2 separate regions of the Homo sapiens genome follow, and region 1 is linked to region 2. A link is a loop called in an ENCODE intact Hi-C map of the cell type or tissue named here. Cell type or tissue: natural killer cell. All regions are shown on one strand. Each heading gives the region's core, and the rest is flanking DNA. Links, peaks and the distances in the headings are about the cores only.

The links. A loop is a pair of places that touch in the nucleus more often than their neighbours do. Peaks named below come from ENCODE experiments on the same cell type or tissue, not always from the same donor. Only the 100,000 strongest peaks of a DNase experiment are listed, where the experiment ranks them.
Region 1: a loop joins it to region 2, with 5 times the contacts of the local background. A loop is called at or near these places in 2 of 110 quality-filtered maps.

The regions. Positions count from the first base shown.
Region 1 is chr2:15,173,710-15,183,613 of GRCh38, reverse strand. NBAS (NBAS subunit of NRZ tethering complex) reads left to right here. Exons shown (of 52, transcript NM_015909.4): 51 at 4,498-4,626. Among named protein-coding and RNA genes, the nearest start is that of NBAS, 380 kb to the left of the region's middle. RefSeq lists a silencer at 8,188-8,398. In natural killer cell, for the core only: no CTCF peak of the experiment used is centred there; DNase peaks (open chromatin) are centred at 4,473 and 6,403.
Region 2 is chr2:15,310,683-15,320,586 of GRCh38, reverse strand. All of the region lies in intron 38 of NBAS (NBAS subunit of NRZ tethering complex), which reads left to right. Among named protein-coding and RNA genes, the nearest start is that of NBAS, 250 kb to the left of the region's middle. In natural killer cell, for the core only: no CTCF peak of the experiment used is centred there; a DNase peak (open chromatin) is centred at 3,966; H3K27ac peaks cover 1,438 bases.

The DNA of each region.
Region 1 (9,904 bases), core at 3,373-8,372, 140 kb after region 2:
GTCTGTGAAAGAAGAGGTTAAGCTGGATGAGAAAATGCTAGTTCTGTCTATTCTCTAAGGAGAATGAGCTGAGGCTGTATGTGTACTGCTTCATCCATAGCACATAATTCACTACCTTTCATAAATGTGTAATTCTCTCGGGATGAGAGACAAGGTACTGGGTTAAATCCCGTTGCAAAGTAGGTCGTTATCATGTTTCTTTAATTTGATGAAACAAAAGATAATTATTCAAAGAGTTCTGTTGTCACCGTGACTTTCCATCGTTTTCCTTAAGCTGCCTCAGTTTCTGTCTCTCAATTGGGCACATTTATAGATTATGTTTTCCTGAGGCTGCTGTGATTAGAGGCTATTTGCAAATGGTATGTACTGTTTTTACTGATGGCTAAATGTGCTCAAATGTGAATTGAAAGTGTTACAGAGGAAGGAACATTACTATTAAAAAGTGGCAGTATCTTTTTAAGTTTATTTTACTACACTTGGAAGTTGACGAGTTTAATTTCAGAGTTCTACAATGTTTTATATCACTGTGGTGGTAAAATTATCTGTTACTTATGATTTTTTTTTTCCTAAATTCAATACCTTTGGTTGTCGTACTCCATGATTTAGGAAACGTGTGTGCCTAATTGTTTATGTCAGAGTACTTAAGAGTACTCACCTTTTTCTTCATCTCCATTTCCCGTTTTTCACTAAGCTCCCATGCTTACAGACTTTTAAAAAAATTCACGACTCCTCAGAATGCCTTCGTGACTCCTGCTGTTGCTCCTGGGACTTGCTTACTTATGGCCATGATGGTTTTCCTGATGGAAAATATTACCAGCAGGATGAGTGACTTTCTCACAGGTCCTGTGTACCACAGTCTCAAAAGTTATGTATCCTTCTCAGCTTGTATCCATGGCAGTATATAAAGCCCTCTCAAGACTTGGGAATAGGTAGAATAAGAAATTGGCATAAACAGTTTGTTGGCATTTATAGATGTAAAATTCCGAGGTCCCGCTATTTGTGACTGACCCTGAAGGTCCAGGATTTCGCTGAGACGAAACATGGGTTAGTCACCGATGCTTGGGGTCTATTGTATGGGATTAAGTCACCCAGCTCATGAGTGAGCCTTAATAATTCCCAGCTTCTAAAAGTCAATGTGATTGTTCTCTATCAGGGTTGAGCCACTTTTGCTAATGTCAAGAGCTTGATTTTTAGAATCAGTCAAGTTATGCAATAACACTCAAGTTATTTAACCATTTTACCTCTGCTTTCCCCATCTGATTAGTAGGGCTGAGATCACACCTTTCTCAAAGGATTTGAGGAGAAATTAAATGAGATGATGCATTTCAAAGCAAAGTATATAACAAACACTTGATGTTCAGCTCAGAGCAGCTGCCTTGCTGGTAGAGATCACAGTCCAAGAGGCACGGCTAGTGCCCTGGAGGTCGAGCAGCAGGCCCAGCACAACCTGAGAGGCTCTGGAGAACACAAAACCAAAGCCGCTGCAGTGCCCAGTTGGCCCAGGTACAGTGCCTGGTGGCCAGTGTGGAGGCCCAGCTGGCCAAGATTGTGATCAACCTGGGGCTGCAGAACCAGCAGTGCCAGGGGCTTCTGGACATCCAGGCAACAGCAATGGGAGCTCAGCCCATTCTAGGCCTGCTGGAGGGCAAGGACTGCAAGCTGCCTTGCAGCCCCCATGCAATGCCTGGGGCATGTGATAAGCCCCTCGGTCTCTGCATCACCAATCCCTGCATACCTTGTGCCCCTAGTTCCTGCTGTAGGCCCTGCAACACCTTTTGATGCTAGATACTCCAGGGACAGTAGGAGAGTTGTGTGAGGACAGAAGGCATATTTGTGAACTGGTCCTGCTTCTCTCATGACTGTCAGACAATGGGAACAGTGCCCCAGTGCATCTCATAAATCATAGTCCACTGGGAAAAGAAACATCCAGGTCTGTGGCCTGGCTCTAAGCCTGGGCCCACCTAGTCCTCTCCATCCAAGGCATCTCTTGTTCGTTCTGTCCTCATGGTCTGACAGGTTTGAACTGCGAAGGCCTGTCAAATGACGTGTTTTGTGGCTTTTCTCTGCTGCTTCGACCTTTCTTGCAGTTCCCCAAATCCCTTTGTAAATCTCTTAATAAACGTTCTCTTGCAACACAGGGGGAAAGTAGCAAACAAACATAGTAGAGGATTTAGCACTTAAAGATAGAGTAAGTATTTGGCCAATCACTGGTAGCTAAGAGATGAAAAGTAGTCAGTGGCTCACCTAAAGTGGGTTCCTCCCTTCTTGGATATCCTTGCCTCTCTGTGTGCCATCTATCCATTATGCTTGCTCAGAGGGACACACAGGTTATTCCATAAAATTTGTCATGAAAGCCAAGGTCAGCCAAGTGTCATGCTATGTCTAAATATCATAAATCCTTGAAAATGCATGTTTACTCATCACTGATAACTTTTTGAGTGAGCAAATGTGTGTTCAGAGAGGGAATTATATACAAGGAGTTTTAGGTATGGCATGTACCAAGCAAGTTTAGAATACAGAGAAGGAACAATATTCTTGCCCAAAAGCAAGGCAGGTAGACCGATGAATGACTACCATAATACAAGATAAAAGATAAGGTGGGAAATATTTATACAGTACATTTAGAACATTGAGTGCTAACCTGGGACATTTAAGGGTGCTTTTGCGGAGGAAGTATAGTTTTTCTGTGCATTTTTAAACTGAGACTTAAAGAGCAAGTAGACGGTTAATCAGACAGAGAAAGAGCAAAAGTTACACTATGTGCAAACACCTGGAGGTGTGAGAGTCCAGCACCCAGCAGCCATACTGCCTAATATGGTAGCCGCTGGCCCCATGTGGCTTATTAAACCCTTTAAGTAAAATTAAAAATGCAGTTCCTCGGTTGCACTAGCCCCACCTCAAATGTAGCTTGTGCCTTGTGGCTGCGGTATTGGGCAGTGCAGATACAGAATGTGTGTGTTGTGTCAGAAGGGGCCCCGCACATCACTTTGTGTGGAATGCTTAGGTGGGGAGCACTGCCATGACCCGAGAGGAGGAGGAAGAGGCCACAGGATGCGGCCAGCCAGGCCAGAGTGCCATGCTCAGGAGCTTGTTTCATGCTCCCAAATAATCTTCTGCAGGTTTCGGCATCCCGGATGAAAAGTCTGCCTGTTTCTTTGCCCCAGATGCTTGGTGAGACTGCTCTGTGTCACGTGTTCTTTCAGGCATACACCGTACTTTTTTGAATTAGAATTCCCGATGTATGAGGAATGTGTTTTACAAACTGCTACCCTGCTGGTATTGATCATTGTCACACAGGTTTGTGTAGCACAGCCTTCTACTCTGAAACGTGAGGGCCTTGCAGATTTCAAGAGCAGACATGCTGGGTGAAAGCTAAAACTATAATGTGCAGAATTCCCAAGAGAACTTTATCCTGAGTTTAAATGCGAGCTTACTTGTGTCATTCTTATTTTATTGATGCTCTATAATAATGTAAAGCAATTTTGAAAATATAGTAAATTTGAGTTTTTCTTCTCCGATCTGCTGTCTGAATGGCACGAGAGAAAAATCAATCCCGTGGATAGCAATGATCATCAGTTCTTTAGAGCAACCCTTGCTTTAGTGTAATGGAGTCATTCATCGTCTGGTTTTTGGTCCAAAGTGTTCTCTTCTTTATGTTACAGCTAAAGTCAGGACCTAAATGGCAACACAGCTCAGCAGGGCAAAACAGATTGCAAATCTTATTCTTATTGTTTTATGCTTTTGTTGTAAAGGATTATCATTTGTTACCTTATACGAAAGCCTGCTCTGTGACCACAGGTTCAGTTGGTAAAATACAGGGCTGAGAATAAAATTCAGATACACCTGTGGGGATCCAAACACATTTTCATTTTTCTGCAACACAGATAGTTTTCGTGAAGATAGACTGTCTTAAGTATATTAAGGAGTCAATTCATTTTGACATTAAAATGATAGATACATTTTAAAATATTTTATTTGCTGATTTCCTTTGTTTCAGTGAATGACAACTAGAGGTTGTTAACAATATTAGCAATTGATAATACTTTTTATTATAATTCAGCCTCCACTATATGCTGAGCGTTGTATGCTGCGTTCATCAATACAAACTCTCTCTCTCTCACACACACACACACACAAAACACAAAACCTGCAAAGGAGCTATAAATACATACATTTTACTTATGAGGAAATTAGGGCTGTGAGAGTTTAGGAAAATAAATTATACCACTATATCTGTACAATGAGCATTACAAAGCCATTAAAAAGCAATATTGTCGATGAATATCTGATAGCTTGGAAATCTGTACACAGTTTACTGTGAACCAAGTGAAGCAGGTACCAACGCCCATATTCAGTATATCCAGTGCGGTACCATATGTGGCTTTACACACACACACACACGCTACCACAGAAAAAGGGGTGGAATGATCCAGCCAGAACCGTGCCGGTGAGAAGTACGTCGTGGAGTTCTCGCTCACCCCTGCTCTGTGGTTTCAGGGTGTGAAGGAGCTGTGTCTGCTGCTGCTTAACCAGTCCCTCCTGCTTCCATCTCTGAAACTTCTCCTCGAGAGCCGAGATGAGCATCTGCACGAGATGGCACTGGAGCAAATCACGGCAGTCACTACGGTATGCCCAGTTGAATTTACTTTCTTTCTTTTTTTTTTTTTAATGTTTCAAAGGAATGAATTAGCACTTTCATTCTCATAAATAACACCGTGGTTAATTGAAGACTACTATATCTATAGTATTCTCTGACCACAATAGCTGTTCCTGTTTTGTCCCAGCAGTGTATGTTTATTTTACAAACACTTACTAAGCTCTTCCCGTGAACCAGATTCAGTGTTTTTGGTGCTCAGAATACAAATCCAAATAAGAAGACAGTTTTCTACAGAAGCAGGATGTTAGTCTCCTTAAGAAGATCAAAGCAGCCATCAACTAGCAGTCCTCTTGCTACTTGAAATTTGGGTCTAGGGAACTCCCATCATTGCACAGGTTTTCCATCTGTGGATGTGTGTGTTAGGTTATCCACTAATTAAAGGTAAGACAGTGGGTTTAAGTAGTGTTTACTGGCACCATCTGAAATCTCAAACTCTGATTTCCTCTGGCAACCTTCTTGTCTTGAAGAGTAATGTACTGGAGTCAACTTGAGATTTCTCCCTCAAGGCCTGTTGCCTTGTTATTATGATTAGGAAGAAACTTTCTCTTCTCATTTAAAATTTTCCACTTTAGGATTAGATAGCTTAGGGTTGTGTTTTAACGAACTCATGTTGTATGATCCTTACTGAAGCCCTTTTGTGTGGAGATCATTCTTTCATTTGAAGTGTATGTATGTCTGTTTGAGTATGTACACTATACACATACACATACATGCACACATATGTAATTTTACATTGTATATATACATATATATGTATATATACACATGCATGCTATTTTTTTAAACAAAAATGTGGCAGGATATCTTCTAGGGACCAGAGAAGGAAGGAGAATCTAGAGCAGAGGTATATGCTTGCTACTCAAGACAGTGAAGAGGTTGATGAAAAGACATCACTGATATAAAGTTTTCTTAATGACAAAGGATACAGAAAATTCTGTAAATAGTTACAGAAAGCAGAATATAATTGTATTTGGAAATAATCATTATGAATAAAATGAGAAAATCAAATGCCTTTATTCATTTAGATGTGTTTTTAAAATAATGTAAAAGCTTCTGCAAGGGTTTTGTGAATACCGTACCTGATCACCAATAATTAATCAGAACGAAGGCCTCTTTGGGACCTTGACTGAAGTAGGGAATCAAGGGGACTTGCCTTTCCGTAGCCCTCCCACCTATCTATGCTGAAATGAAAGTTGAATAACTTGGAGAATTTATATGAAACAGAATTATAATGAGTTTTTTTCTTAGCCAGTTTTTTCTTATAAATCCAAGAAATTGGTAAGAAGAGAAAACTTCTGCATATTCTCAGTGCATTTTTTTTCCTCCCCACCCTCGTACACTGTGTTAGGCATTCTCACAAAAATTTGCCATGGGCCTCTTTGAGAATAAAACAGTGATGTATTATACAGTGCCTTTCCATATTCATCATAAATGGAGCTCTCTTGATACAGTCCTGGATTCCATGGGCAGAGTGTATCAGTTTTCATTTTAAAGATTCTTTATCTCAAATGCATCTGTCAGAACTGCAACTAGCACAGGCGGTCCCTAACTGCTGACTAATCTTACTACCCACACAGCAGCATTTCCCCCACATACCTACACAGTAACTATCAAAATAAGAAACTAAATGACTAAATGGTAACACTGCAGTGCCCAAGTCCCTTTAATATGGCACTGATTTACTTCCGTAACACTTTGATCTGCACGTTAGATGTGCTGCATGGTGCTAAGCCTGTGGTTTTGAAACTGCTCTGCAGACTGTGAGTAGTTTGCCTGTGGTTGTGATGATAGCGCACGAAACGTCTGTGCCCTTCAGATCCAAGAATCAAAGCCACAGGTATAAATTGCTAAGATGAGTCACTTGCCTACCATTCAGATCCTTCCTTTTAGAAATTCGGTAATGAGACTGAACTGTAACATCTCTGCATTAAGTTGAATGCTCACATTAGGCTAGCCCATCTGTGCCCTAAAAATGTGTCCCACAAAAAGACCTTTTGCAGTCCCCAGAGGCTAAGGTTTTACAGAGTTTTCCATTTTAAAAACATTTTTTTAACTTTTTGAGATAATTTTAAATTCACGTTCAGTTGTAAGAAATGATATAGCAAGGTCTCTCACATTCTTCACCCAGTTCCCCCCAGTGTGACATCTTTCATGACTAGAGTATACAGGTTGAACACCTCTAATCCAGAAATCCAAAATGGCCTCAAATTCAACACTTTTGAACACCAACATGACATTCAAAGGAAAATGCTCATTAGAACATTTCAGATTCCAGACTTCAGATTTTCTGATTAGGAATACTCAACAAGTAAGTATAATGCAAATATTCCAAAATCTGAAAAAACTGACACTTCTGAGCTCAAGCTTTTTGGATAAGGGATACTTACCTGTAATATTATGACCCGGTTGCTGACATTGATTCAATCTGTCAACATTATACAGATTTTATGAGTTTTGCAGACACTCTTGAGTGTATGTGTGTGTGTGTGTGTGTGTGTCTCCATGTGACATTGTCACCTGTAACTTCGTGTGACCACTAACTGCAGTCAAGGTACCAGACACAAGGATCTCTCATACTGTCCTTTATAGCCACAGCCACCTTCTTCCTCCCCACCTCCTGAACAACCCCTGGCAACTGCTAATCTGTTCTCTGTAATTGTATCATTTTAAAATGCTACATAAATAAAATATGAAATCACTGTAATTAATCATTGCTCTTCCAACACCATTAAAGGGTTGTGTTACACTTTTCTAAGGGAAGAGTTTCAGTGGGCATTTTGGCCCGACTCACGTCTAGCTGTTTTTAAGTCATCCTTGGTATTGCAATGAAAAATAGAAAACTTTTGCTTTCTTTTTGTTGCTTTTATTTTGCTATTCACCGTGTCCATTAGCAGGGCGCTTGAGTTCATCAATAACTTCAGTTTTCCCCTTATTGGTTGTTGACAGTAGCTCCTATTGACATTAAAAGAAAAACATCTGGCAGAGGCACTCCGTTGATAGCAGTCTCTCCTGCATGGTGTGCAGATCCAAGTTTAAAAACACCCCCACTTGTTTGCTGATAGCATGTATTATTTTGCTATTCATTATAAGATACTGACAGCTTTATAGGTGTTTACAGTTAAAAGGATGATGCTTAAGTGCTGATGCCAGAGATTGTACTGACTTTTCCTCTAGCAGTAGTACTCATTTCTTTCTCTAAGCTTTTCCGAAATTGCAGACCTCTGGTGCGTGTAACCTTTTATAAATGGCCAACAGCCTCTTTCCTGGGCCAGAAATGGAAAGTCCTTCCTTGAGATTGTATTGATGATGAACAATTAAAACCCTGCATGGTATAGACTTCTGGATTACCTTCTCCATCACTCTCAGTAAAATTGAGAGCTCACTTTCAAAACCGTATTCTCTCTAAGATGGGCAATGCTGCTGATGTGTTTGACTCGCATCTCTGGAATATTTTCTGTTTGGATGGAAGCCTCTTGACTTGTTTCATCAAAGTAAGCAGATACGTATTTATAACGGCTTTGTATGCTGAAAATTCCCATTTTGTAATTCCCGATTTGTAACGGCTCCTGCTCTTCATTGCTTCCTCCTCTTTGGTACTGCTCAATGCCTCTATGCAACCCCTCATCCCAGGGGTTGTCCTGGACTGTGCTGTCTATTAAAATAGTAATTCATGGGGTTATAAAAGAAGTGTTGGCCGGGCACGGTGGCTCACACCTGTAATCCAGCAGTTTGGGAGGCCGAGGAGGGTGGATCATGAGGTCAGGAGATCGAGACCATCCTGGCTAACACGGTGAAACCCCGTCTCCACTAAAAATACAAAAAATTAGCCAGTTGTGGTGGTGGGTGCCTGTAGTCCCAGCTACTCGGGAGTCTGAGGCAGGAGAATGGTGTGGACCCGGGAGGTGGAGCTGCAGTGAGCTGAGATCGCGCCACTGCACTCCAGCCTGCAGTGAGACTCCGTCTCAAAAAAATAAATAAATAAAAAATAAAAAGTGTTTAGGACCTCCGGTACCTAATTAAGGGTTTCTCCTTGATGACAATAATTACCATCTTGCAAATCCCACCTCTTTGCCAAGTACTATAATAGGTACATTCTCTTTTTTTGTTAATGATTGTATGAGAAGATATTATTATTTTGGTTTCACAGATGAGAACATGAGGCTCAGGGGTCACACAGCTAGTAAGCAGCCAAAGCTGAAATGTAAACACCAGACCTAACATTCAAAGTCTATACCCCACCATGCTTCTGCTTTTAACCTAAGTAGGAAGGCTTTATTATATTGGAAAAGGGTTATTTCTACAGAGGAATGAAGTTGTTGAAAGCACCTTGAGGCATATAATATTAGCTCTGCAAAACACTAGAGCAGACCTACCCCAACAACTCGCCTAGCTGTGCTTCCTTTTTAAGCCCACTTACTCTCCCAGGCTCCAGCTGAACACTGCAGGGGGCTCTGGGCCATTTTGGGTGAGATTATGACACGAGAGCACCTCCTAAATGAAACCTATACCCCTTTATCTTCAACACATTGACCTTAGTCCTGCCCTGGGGATTTTCTCAGATCACTAATGTCCTTCTTCCAGTGACAGTCCTTCACATATTTGATAAATGTGATTCCTATCCCCTGTAATCTTGCCATGAAGGCACCAGAACCTTCTAGCATTATTTACAGTGGCCAGTGTCCAAGCTGGGGGGAGAACCATAAAGATTTTCAGAAACGCATGTGTGAATCGACATATTTATACAAAACCAAGAAACCTTCCTGTCTTTGGTCCCCTTTAACTCTGTCCAGGTTTCAAAGTTGTGGGTATGTCTATTTATTTCTATCGTTTTAACCTGAACATACAGAGATCTGACTTGTACCTCCTGTCTGGATGCGTCCAGCAATAGGCAGCTCACTCTGCAGGTCAGCCTGGGATTCCTAAACAGCACTAGTGGTTGGTTAATTTACTTGGTATGAACAGACATATCAAGCATGCATTGTGCACAGCCTGGCACTGTGTATGAAGTGAAGAATAGGTAAGACGCTTGTAAAGATGCGATAAAATATTATTATCCCTGTGCTTAAATGAATAATCTCATGGAGAGATTGACATGTGAAATAATAACACGAAGAATTAACGAAGGTAGCAAGGAGGTAGGTACAGCGTGTGGAACTAGCCAGATCAGGGCCCTCAAATCCAGCATGTGGGTTTGGTTGCAGAGGTGATCAAGCTTGGATTTTCAAAGATTGTCTCCGTCTCGTTGTG
Region 2 (9,904 bases), core at 1,513-6,512:
GCTTGTGATTTTTGCACCTTGATTTTGTATCCTGAGACTTTGCTGAAGTTGTTTATCAGCTTAAGGAGATTTTGGGCTGAGATGATTGGGTTTTCTAAATATACGATCATGTCATCTGCAAACAGAGACAATTTGACTTCCTCTTTTCCTAATTGAATACCCTTTATTTCCTTCTCCTGCCTGATTGCCCTGGCCAGAACTTCCAACACTATGTTGAATAGGTGTGGTGAGAGAGGGCATCCTTGTCTTCTGCTGGTTTTGAAAGGGAATGCTTCCAGTTTTTGCCCATTCAGTATGATATTGGCTGTGGGTTTGTCATAAATAGCTCTTATTATTTTGAGATTCGTTCCATCAGTACCTAGTTTATTGAGAGTTTTTAGCATGAAGGGCTGTTGAATTTTGTCGAAGGCCTTTTCTGCATCTATTGAGGTAGTCAGGTGGTTTTTGTCATTGGTTCTGTTTATGTGATGGATTATGTTTATTGATTTGCATATGTTGAACCAGCCTTGCATGCCAGGGATGAAGCCTACTTGATCATGGTGGATAAGCTTTTTGATGTGCTGCTGGATTTGGTTTGCCAGTATTTTATTGAGGACTTTCGCATCAATGTTCATCAGGGATATTGGTCTAAAATTCTCTTTTTTTTTTGTTGTGTCTCTGCCAGGCTTTGGTATGAGGATGATGCTGGCCTCATAAAATGAGTTAGGGAAGATTCCCTCTTTTTCTATTGATTGGGATCGTTTCAGAAGGAATGGTACCAGCTCCTCTCTGTACCTCTGGAAGAATTCGGCTGTGAATCTCTGGTTCTGGACTTTTTTTGGTTGGTAGGCTGTTAATTATTGCCTCAATTTCAGAGCCTGTTATTTGTCTATTCAAAGAGTCAACTTCTTCCTGGTTTAGTCTTGGGAGGGTGTATGTGTCCAGGAATTTATCCATTTCTTCTAGATTTTCTAGTTTATTTGCATAGGATGTTTATAGTATTCTCTGGTGGTTGTTTGTATTTCTGTGGGATCGGTGGTGATATCCCCTTTATCATTTTTTATTGCATCTGTTTGATTCTTCTCTCTTTCCTCTTTATTGCTCTTGCTAGTGGTTTATCAATTTTGTTGATCTTTTAAAAAAACCAGCTCCTGGATTCATTGATTTTTTGAATGGTTTTTTGTGTCTCTATCTCCTTCAGTTCTGCTCTGATCTTAGTTATTTCTTGCCTTCTGCTAGCTTTTACATTCGTTTGCTCTTGCTTCTCTAGTTCTTTTAATTGTGATGTTTGGTGTCGATTTTATATCTTTCCTGCTTTCTCTTGTGGGCATTTAGTGCTATAAAGTTCCCTCTACACACTGCTTTAAATGTGTCCCAGAGATTCTGGTACATTGTGTCTTTGTTCTCACTGGTTTCAAAGAACATCTTTATTTCTGCCTTCATTTCGTTATGTACCCAGTAGTTATTCAGGAGCAGGTTGTTCACTTTCCATGTTGTTGTGTGGTTTTGAGTGAGTTTCTTAATCCTGAGTTCTAATTTGATTGCACTGTGGTCTGAGAGAAAGTTTGTTGTGATTTCTGTTCTTTTACGTTTGCTGAGGAGTGTTTTACTTCCAATTATGTGGTCAATTTTAGAATAGGTGTGATGTGGTGCAAGAAGAATGTATATTCTGTTGATTTGGGGTGGAGAGTTCTGTAGATGTCTATTAGGTCTGCTTGGTCCAGAGCTGATTTCAAGTCCTGGATATCCTTGTTAACCTTCTTTCTCGTTGATCTGTCTAATATTGACAGTGGGGTGTTAACGTCTCCCATTATTAGTGTGTGGGAGTCTAAGTCTCTTTTAGGTCTCTAAGGACTTGCTTTATGAATCTGGGTGCTCCTGTATTGGGTGCATATATATTTAGGATAGTTAGCTCTTCTTATTGAATTGATCCCTTTACCATTATGTAATGGCCTCCTCTGTCTCTTTTGCTCTTTGTTGGTTTAAAGTCTATTTTATCAGAGACTAGGATTGCAACCCCTGCTTTTCTTTTTTGCTTTCCATTTGCTTGGTAGATCTTCCTTCATCCCTTTATTTTGAGGCTATGTATGACTCTACACGTGAGATGGGTCTCCTGAATAAAGCACAGTAATGGGTTTTGACTCTTTACCCAATTTGCCAGTCTGTGTCTTTTAATTGGGGTATTTAGCCCATTTATATTTAGGTTAATATTGTTAATGTGTGAATTTGATCCTGTCTTTATGATGTTAGCTGGTTATTTTGCCCATTAATTGATGGAGTTTCTTCCTAGCATTGATGGTCTTTACAATTTGGCATGTTTTTACAGTGGCTGATACCAGTTGTTCCTTTCCATGTTTAGTGCTCCCTTCAGGAGCTCTTGTAAGGCAGGCCTGGTAGTGACAAAATCTCAGCATTTGCTTGTCTGTAAAGGATTTTATTTCTCCTTCCCTTATGAAGCTTGGTTTGTCTGGATATGAAATTCTGGGTTGAAAATTCTTTTCTTTGAGAATGTTGAATATTGGCCCCCACTCTCTTCTGGTTTGTAGGGTTTCTTCCAAGAGATCTGCTGTTAGTCTGATGGGCTTCCCTTTGTGGGCAACCCAACCTTTTGTGCTGGCTGCCCTTAACATTTTTTCCTTTATTTCAACCTTGGTGAATCTGACAATTATGTGTCTTGGGGTTGCTCTTCTCGAGGAATCTCTTTGTGGTGTTTTCTGTATTTCCTGAATTTGAATGTTAGCCTGTCTTGCTAGGTTGGGGAAGTTCTCCTGGATCATATCCTGAAGTGTGTTTTCCAACTTGTTTCCATTCTCCCCGTCACTTTCAGGTACACCAATCAAACGTAGATTTGGTCTTTTCACATAGTCCCATATTTCTTGGAGGCTTTGTTTGTTTCTTTTTACTCTTTTTTTCTCTAACCTTGTCTTCTTGCTTTATTTCATTAATTTGATCTTCAATCACTGATACTCTTCCACTTGACCAAATTGGCTACTGAAGCTTGTGCATGCATCATGAAGTTCTCGTGCCATGGTTTTCAGCTCCATCTGGTCATTTAAGGTCTTCTCTACACTGTTTATTCTAGTTAGACATTCGTCTAACCCTTTTTCAAGATTTTTAGCTTCCTTGCAATGCATTAGAACATGCTCCTTTAGCTCGGAGAAGTTTGTTATTACCGACCTTCTGAAGCTTACTTCTGTTAACTTGTCAAAATCATTCTCCATCCATCTTTGTTCCATTGCTGGTGAGGAGCTGTGATCCATTGGAGGAAAAGAGGTGCTCTGGTTTTTAGAATTTTCAGCTTTTCTGCTCTGGTTTCTCCCCATCTTTGTGGTTTTATCTACCTTTGGTCATTGATGTTGGTGACCTACAGATGGGATTTTGGTGTGGATGTCCTTTTTGTTGATGTTGATGCGATTCCTTTCTGTTTGTTAGTTTTCCTTCTAAGAGTCAGGTTCCTCAGCTGTAGGTCCGTTGGAGTTTGCTGGAGGTCCACTCCAGACGCTGTTTGCCTGTTCATCACCAATGGAGGCTGCAGAACAGCAAATATTGCAGCACAGCGAATATTACTGCCTGATCCTTCCTCTAGAAGCTTCATCCCAGAGTGGCACCCCCTGTATGAAGTGTCTGTTGGCCCCTACTGGGAAGCGTCTCCCAGTTAGGCTACACGGGGTCAGGGACCCACTTGAGGAGGCAGTCTGTCCTTTCTCAGAGCTCAAACGCTATGCTGGGAGAACCACTGCTCTCTTCAGAGCTGTCAGACAGGGATGTTGAAGTCTGTAGAAGTTGTCTGCTGCCTTTTGTTCAGCTGTGCCCTGCCCACGGATGTGGAGTCTGTAGAGGCAGTAGTCCTTGCTGAGCTGCGGTGGGCTCCTCCCACTTCGCGCTTCCTGGCCACTTTATTTACCTACTCAAGCCTCAGCAATGGCCGACACCCCTCCCCCAGCCAGGCTGCTGCCTCACAGTTCTAGCTCAGACTGCTGCGCTAGCAGTGAGCAAGGCTCCATGGGCATGGGACCCGCCGAGCCAGGCAGGTGAGAGAATCTCCTTGTCTGCCGGTTGCTAAGACCTTGAGAAAAGCACAGTATTTTGGGCGGGAGTGTCCCATTTTTTTCAGGTACAGTGTGTCATGGCTTCCCTTGGCTAGGAAAGGGAAATCCCCCAACCCCTTGCACTTCCTGTGTGAGGCAACACCCCGCCCTACTTCATCTCGCCCTCTGTGGGCTGCACCCACTGTCCAACCAGTCCCAGTGAGATGAACCAGGTACCTCAGTTGGAAATGCAGAAATCACCTGTGTTCTGCATCGATCACGCTGCGAGCTGCAGAGCGGAGCTGTTCCTATTTGGCTGTCTTGGAACGGGGGGAGAGTTAAGCATAGATTTCCTCTGATTTTGGCCATATAACTTGTTTAGACAATGCTTTATATTCAAGGTTTGAGAACTAGCATTACAAATTAAATTCGTGCACACTGCTAAATGTAGAGCAGGTTTTATTTATTTATTTATTTTTTATGTTTAATGGCAACGTCCATGTAATTCAGTCTCTAGCCAGTATTACATGTTGTGCATCCCAGTGAAACTTACTTACCATCTTTTCTGAATATTTTGTCAAATATTGCTTCATATGGTTTGTGGATTCCAAGACTAAGAAACTTCCAAGTGTGGGTTTTGATTTCTACTTTATTAGGATCTCTGAGTCTGGGTGAGGGCTGCTGAGACAGTTTTGATGCCCAGAGGTAGAGTGGAGACTCATGTTCTCCACTGTTCCCATCAGTTCCCTACAATTCATGTTAGTTAGGAGAGCCCTGGGCTAGGCACATTATAGAGATTAATGCCTGGGATTATTGTGTGGGAGAAAAAAAGTCATGAGATAACTTCAACAACAATTGTGTTAGGGATTTGAGAAGAGAGATTCCTTTCCTTTCCATCTCAAATCCTGTGGAGAGTGGTATACTTGATGCCTGGGATTTTTCCAGTCTTGAAGCAGCTGGGAGGCCATGGGTTTAGTGTGGCCAGAAACAGCTGGCTGAGTGCAGTGCTGGAGACCAGGCATATATAACTTGTCCAGAAGTGTCTTCTAGGAAACCCCCTTTGGGGAATAAGTAACTGACAGGGAGCTTAAGCATTTGACGCAGTTTTCAGGGAGGATTTCTTTCATTTTTCTTCCCCAGCATTTTTATTGAGAAAATTTAAAATTCACAGTAAAGTTGAAATAATTTTGCAGTGAACTCCTGTTCAATCCTGCTCATTCTCCGTTCACTCCCGTACACTCCTGTGTACCCTCCAGTTAATATTGCCACATTTACTGTACCTGTATTTTTCCACCCCTCTATTCATCAACCAAACCCAACTTCTTTTCTGATGCATTTCAAAGTAAATCATAGATATCAGTAAACTTCACCTCTTGACACTACACTGCATATCTTTAACTATTTTTTACTTTTGTGTGTTTTAAAATTTACAGTGAATTACAAAAATCTTAGTTGTATGATTGTACAGATTGTGACAAGTGCAGCACCTGTGTAACCCTCACTCCTGTCAAGATGCAGACCTTATTGCCACCCTAGAAAGTCTTAGCCTCTTCCCAGCACACGCCCAACCCACACTTCCGACAGGGCACCCCATGCTCTGATTTTTCCCCACTGTAGATTAGTTTTGATTGTTCTAGAATTCATTAAATGCAATCATATATTTTGTATAACAAAGTGAAAGTTTTTGAGATTCATCTATGTTGTATCCATCCGTAGGTTTTTGTTTTTGTTTTAAATTATTGAGTAGTATTTCATTGTAGGCATATAAAACTGTACATCCACGCTCCTATTAAAGGATACCTGGGGTCTTTCAGCTTATGGTTGTTATTGTTTTAAAAAGCTGCTGTGAACTCTCATACAAGTATTTTGGTGGACATGTGTTTTCATTTCTCTTAGGTAAATTTTAATGGTATTGCTGGGTCAAAGATTATGGGTTTGTTTAGTTTTATAAGGGACCGCCAGAATTCTTTTACTTTCAGCTGTTGTGGATTTTTTGGGCTGTGGTTTTTCAAGACTGTGGGTTTTCTATCTGAGTTTTACCTGCCCAGCATGGCACGGGCAGGAGCTTGCCCTCAGGATTGAAGCTGTAAAGATGGGAAACTCACCAATACCATTCATTCTTTCAAATGGCAGCCATCTTCCAGTTTTTATTGGCTTTAGGTAACTATCCAGTGGCTTTTAATACTTGTTTTTTGTTGTTGTTGTTATTTGTTTGTTTTGTGATGGAGTCTCTCTCTGTTGCCCAGGCTGGAGTGCAGCGGTGTGATCTTGTCTTGGCGCACTGCAGTCTCTGCCTCCCAGGTTCAAGCAATTCTCATGCGTCAGCCTCCTGAGTAGCTGGGACTACCGGTGCATGCCATCATGTCTGGATAGTTTTTTTGTATTTTTAGTAGAGATGGGGTTTCACCATCTTGACCAGGCTGGTCTCAAACTCCTAGCTTCAAGTGATCCACCTGCCTCGGCCTCCCAAAGTGCTGGGATTACAGGCATGAGCCACCATGCCCGGCCTTTTAATACTTGTTTTTTATATTTTATCTAGAGTTTACAGTTTTAATCTGTAGGAGGGCTGTCTGGATAATAGAACCCAATCACTGAAGAATTTAAATAGAATTACTATTCTGGATTTCACTGGAGTTCACCAGGTGACGTGTGGTTAATGTCTGAGTCATAGTTTCCTAGAAAGAGTAATAGAAAGCCAGAGAGCCTTTTGCTTAGGATTAATTCTGAGGAGTCAACTCATGAATGAAGTCTTTAACTGGTCAAAATAATTTTGCACATTCTCCAGCTGGCTTGGGTGGTTGAAACAGATGTCAAGAAGTCCCTAGGGAATTAGACCTCATGGATGTTCAGGTGGGTGAACTGCACAAGCTCAACAGCATTTCTGGAGGAGATGCTCAAAGTGAGAATTTAAAAACCACATGGCAGTAGCAATGAAAATTGCAGTTGCATGTGTTGTTTGACCCAGTAGCTCCACTTCTAGGAATTTATCCTAAGAATATCTTCATTCACATTCTTAAAATGGCATATATTAATTGTTTGTCATAGCATAACATTGTCAATCGCCTGATAGGTACTGATCAAGAAAGACATCGATTTTATTTTGGGTCTTCTGTTTCCTGTCTTTACAGATGAACTGCCTTTCTGAGTTTGGCAGATTTACATAAGCTTCCAAGCCTGTGTAAAAACAAGATAATACTATCTTCTTGCAGGATTTTTGAGACACATAGAGCTAAGTGATATAAAACACCTATTTCATGTTTGGCTCCTCAGAGCATATATTTTTAAAATTATATGTATTTGTGTTTTAGATTAATTTTATTATTTTTGTTATACAAAGCAATGGCATGAGCACAGGCAGAGAGTTTGGATAGCAGACTGATTTGGTTGACATACAGGGTAGGTTTAATGGCAAATTAAAACCACAAATTAAAGTTGGCCCATATTTATGGAGACTTTAAACGCTCCATAGGAAATGTTAACTTTCGTTTTTTAGGGAATGGGAAACTAATGAAGATTCTTTTTCTGAGCTAGAGAATGACACAATTACTGAGTGCTTGAGTAAAATTAATATGAAACTGCTATTTTAAGAAAGTGCTGGAAGGAGAAAGACTGAAGGCATCAGGTAGAGCAGCATTGGGGGGCTATTGAAATGGTCTAATTTTTGAACAATTAAAGCCTAGAGTTTGTGGCAGTGAAAATAGAAAGTATGTGTGAAAGAGTTCTTTGGAAATTATTCAGTTGGATTTGACGAGGAACCAAGTGCTGGCAGCAGAGGAGAGGATGAAGTCCAAGATGACTCTGTGGTGTTAAGTTTAGTTTATTGGGAAAATAAGGTACTATTTTAGAAATATGAAAGTTATTGGGTAAAGAATGATTAATTTGAGGTAGCATTTGAGTGGCAGTGTCCAACAAGGAGTTGGTAAGGCCAGTCTTATGAGATGGTTCAAACCTAAATAGTGGGAAAATAGACCAGGGTACCAGCTGAATTTAAGGATAGAATTGAGACTGGGCATGGTAGCTCATGCCTGTAATACCAGCACTTTGGGAATTCGAGGCAGGAGGATCACTTGAGGCCATCAGTTCAAGACCAGCTTGGGCACCATGAAAATACTCCGTCTCTATAAAAAAATTTTAAAGCAATAGTCTGGTGTGGTGGCACACGCCTGTCATTCTAGCTACATGGGAGGCTTAGGCAGGAGGTTCACTTGAGCCCAGATTTTGAGGCTACAGTGAGCCAAGACTGTCCCATTCTACTACAGCCTGGGCAATAGACTGAGACCCCATCTCTTTAAAAAGTAAAGAAAAAAAAAGAATGTAGTTGAATTCTCTAGGTGAGGATGTAAGGTGGGATTAAGAGATAGTGAAGAACTGACCTAACTGAATACTCACATTGAAGAATCAAGGACGAAGATCTGGTGACGCACACAGAGGAGGATCATCTGAGGAACAGATGCAGGAGAACTCAGTGTCCTTGAAGCCAAAGGCAGGCCTATCTGGCAGTGCCTAGTGCTACAGTGAGATTTAAGAGAAAAAGAAGAGAGAAAAGACCTTGGGTTTGGTGACCTTTGGAGGTCATATTACTTGGGACCCAGGGATGGAGGGACTTGAGGAAAGAGGGAGTGTCAAGGTAATGGGTGCAGTGGGGCAGACCACTCATTTGTAAGGTTAGCAGTGAAAAGAAAGGGGACTGTGGAAGTTGTCAGAGTGGAGAGTTATCAAGGGGAGAATTCTTTTCTAACACCGAGATGATTTGTTTGTGTGTTGGCACTAGGCAAATAAAAAAGTTACTGTGACTCTGAATCCTCTCTTGTAAGTTGAGGAAAACATCTAACTTCTTCCGTAGAGAGGTTGTGAGGGGGAACTAATTCAAATGATTGCTGAGTGCTCGTTGAGAAGCAGCTAAGCCACAGGAAATAAGATAACAGAGGTTTGTCAGCTCATCAAGTGTGACTATTTAAGTCTGTTCTTGCTTCTTGGTGAAATTAGTCTTTATGCTTAAATGCAATTGTTAATTCATTAATAATTATGATTTATCTAAAATGGAAATAATTGTCTCTGTTGCACTGTGGTTGTTATTGGAAGAACCTTTTATCAATCATTTTTAGTGGGAAACGAAAACATGTTGTAACTGAAGAAAAGAATTTGCTTACTCAAGCCTGTGGTTTATAGAGGGATGGAGGGAACCTACTGGGTACTTTCTGTGTGCTAGAGTGATGCTCTGCACTTTGCATACTTTACTTCATTTAGTCCTTATTTACTGCTTCAGACCCCAAATGCAAAATGCTTTGAAAACCAGAAAGATTTTTATAATTTGTTTGGCATCAAAACCTGAACTAAACTGACATGAGGCTACTTTATAGTCTGCTTATCTCACTTAATATGAGTATTCAGATGTTTTGCAGCAGATATATTAATGTCTTTGATTATTGGGTGTTCCCACACCATACTTAGGGTGTTATGTAATACATGATATGTATATAGCACAACCTCCTAAAGTCCAAAACATTCTGAATTCTGGAACTCAAAATTATGTAGTCAATCAGTTGGGGACCTGAGCTTTGATCCCAGGACTTTCTGGTTCTGACAATGGTTTCCTTCCTGCTGTATCATTCTGTTGGATTTTGTAGGCAAGAGATTCATTATATATGTATAGATTTTGTTGTAGTTGTTGTTCTAAAACATGCCTGGGATTTTGGTTTTATCTGGGTATTGGTAAGACACACAGACATGGAAACGATTGTCACGAAGGAAGAAGTTTATATTCACAGATGCCTAAAAATGGAAGGCAGGACACACCCAGGTGGGGAAGCATCCTGGTGGTTTAGAGGCAGAAGGAGCCAGGAGAAGGCATGGGTGAGGGCCCAGGTTTCGTGGGAAGTAATAGGCGAGGCAGGGTA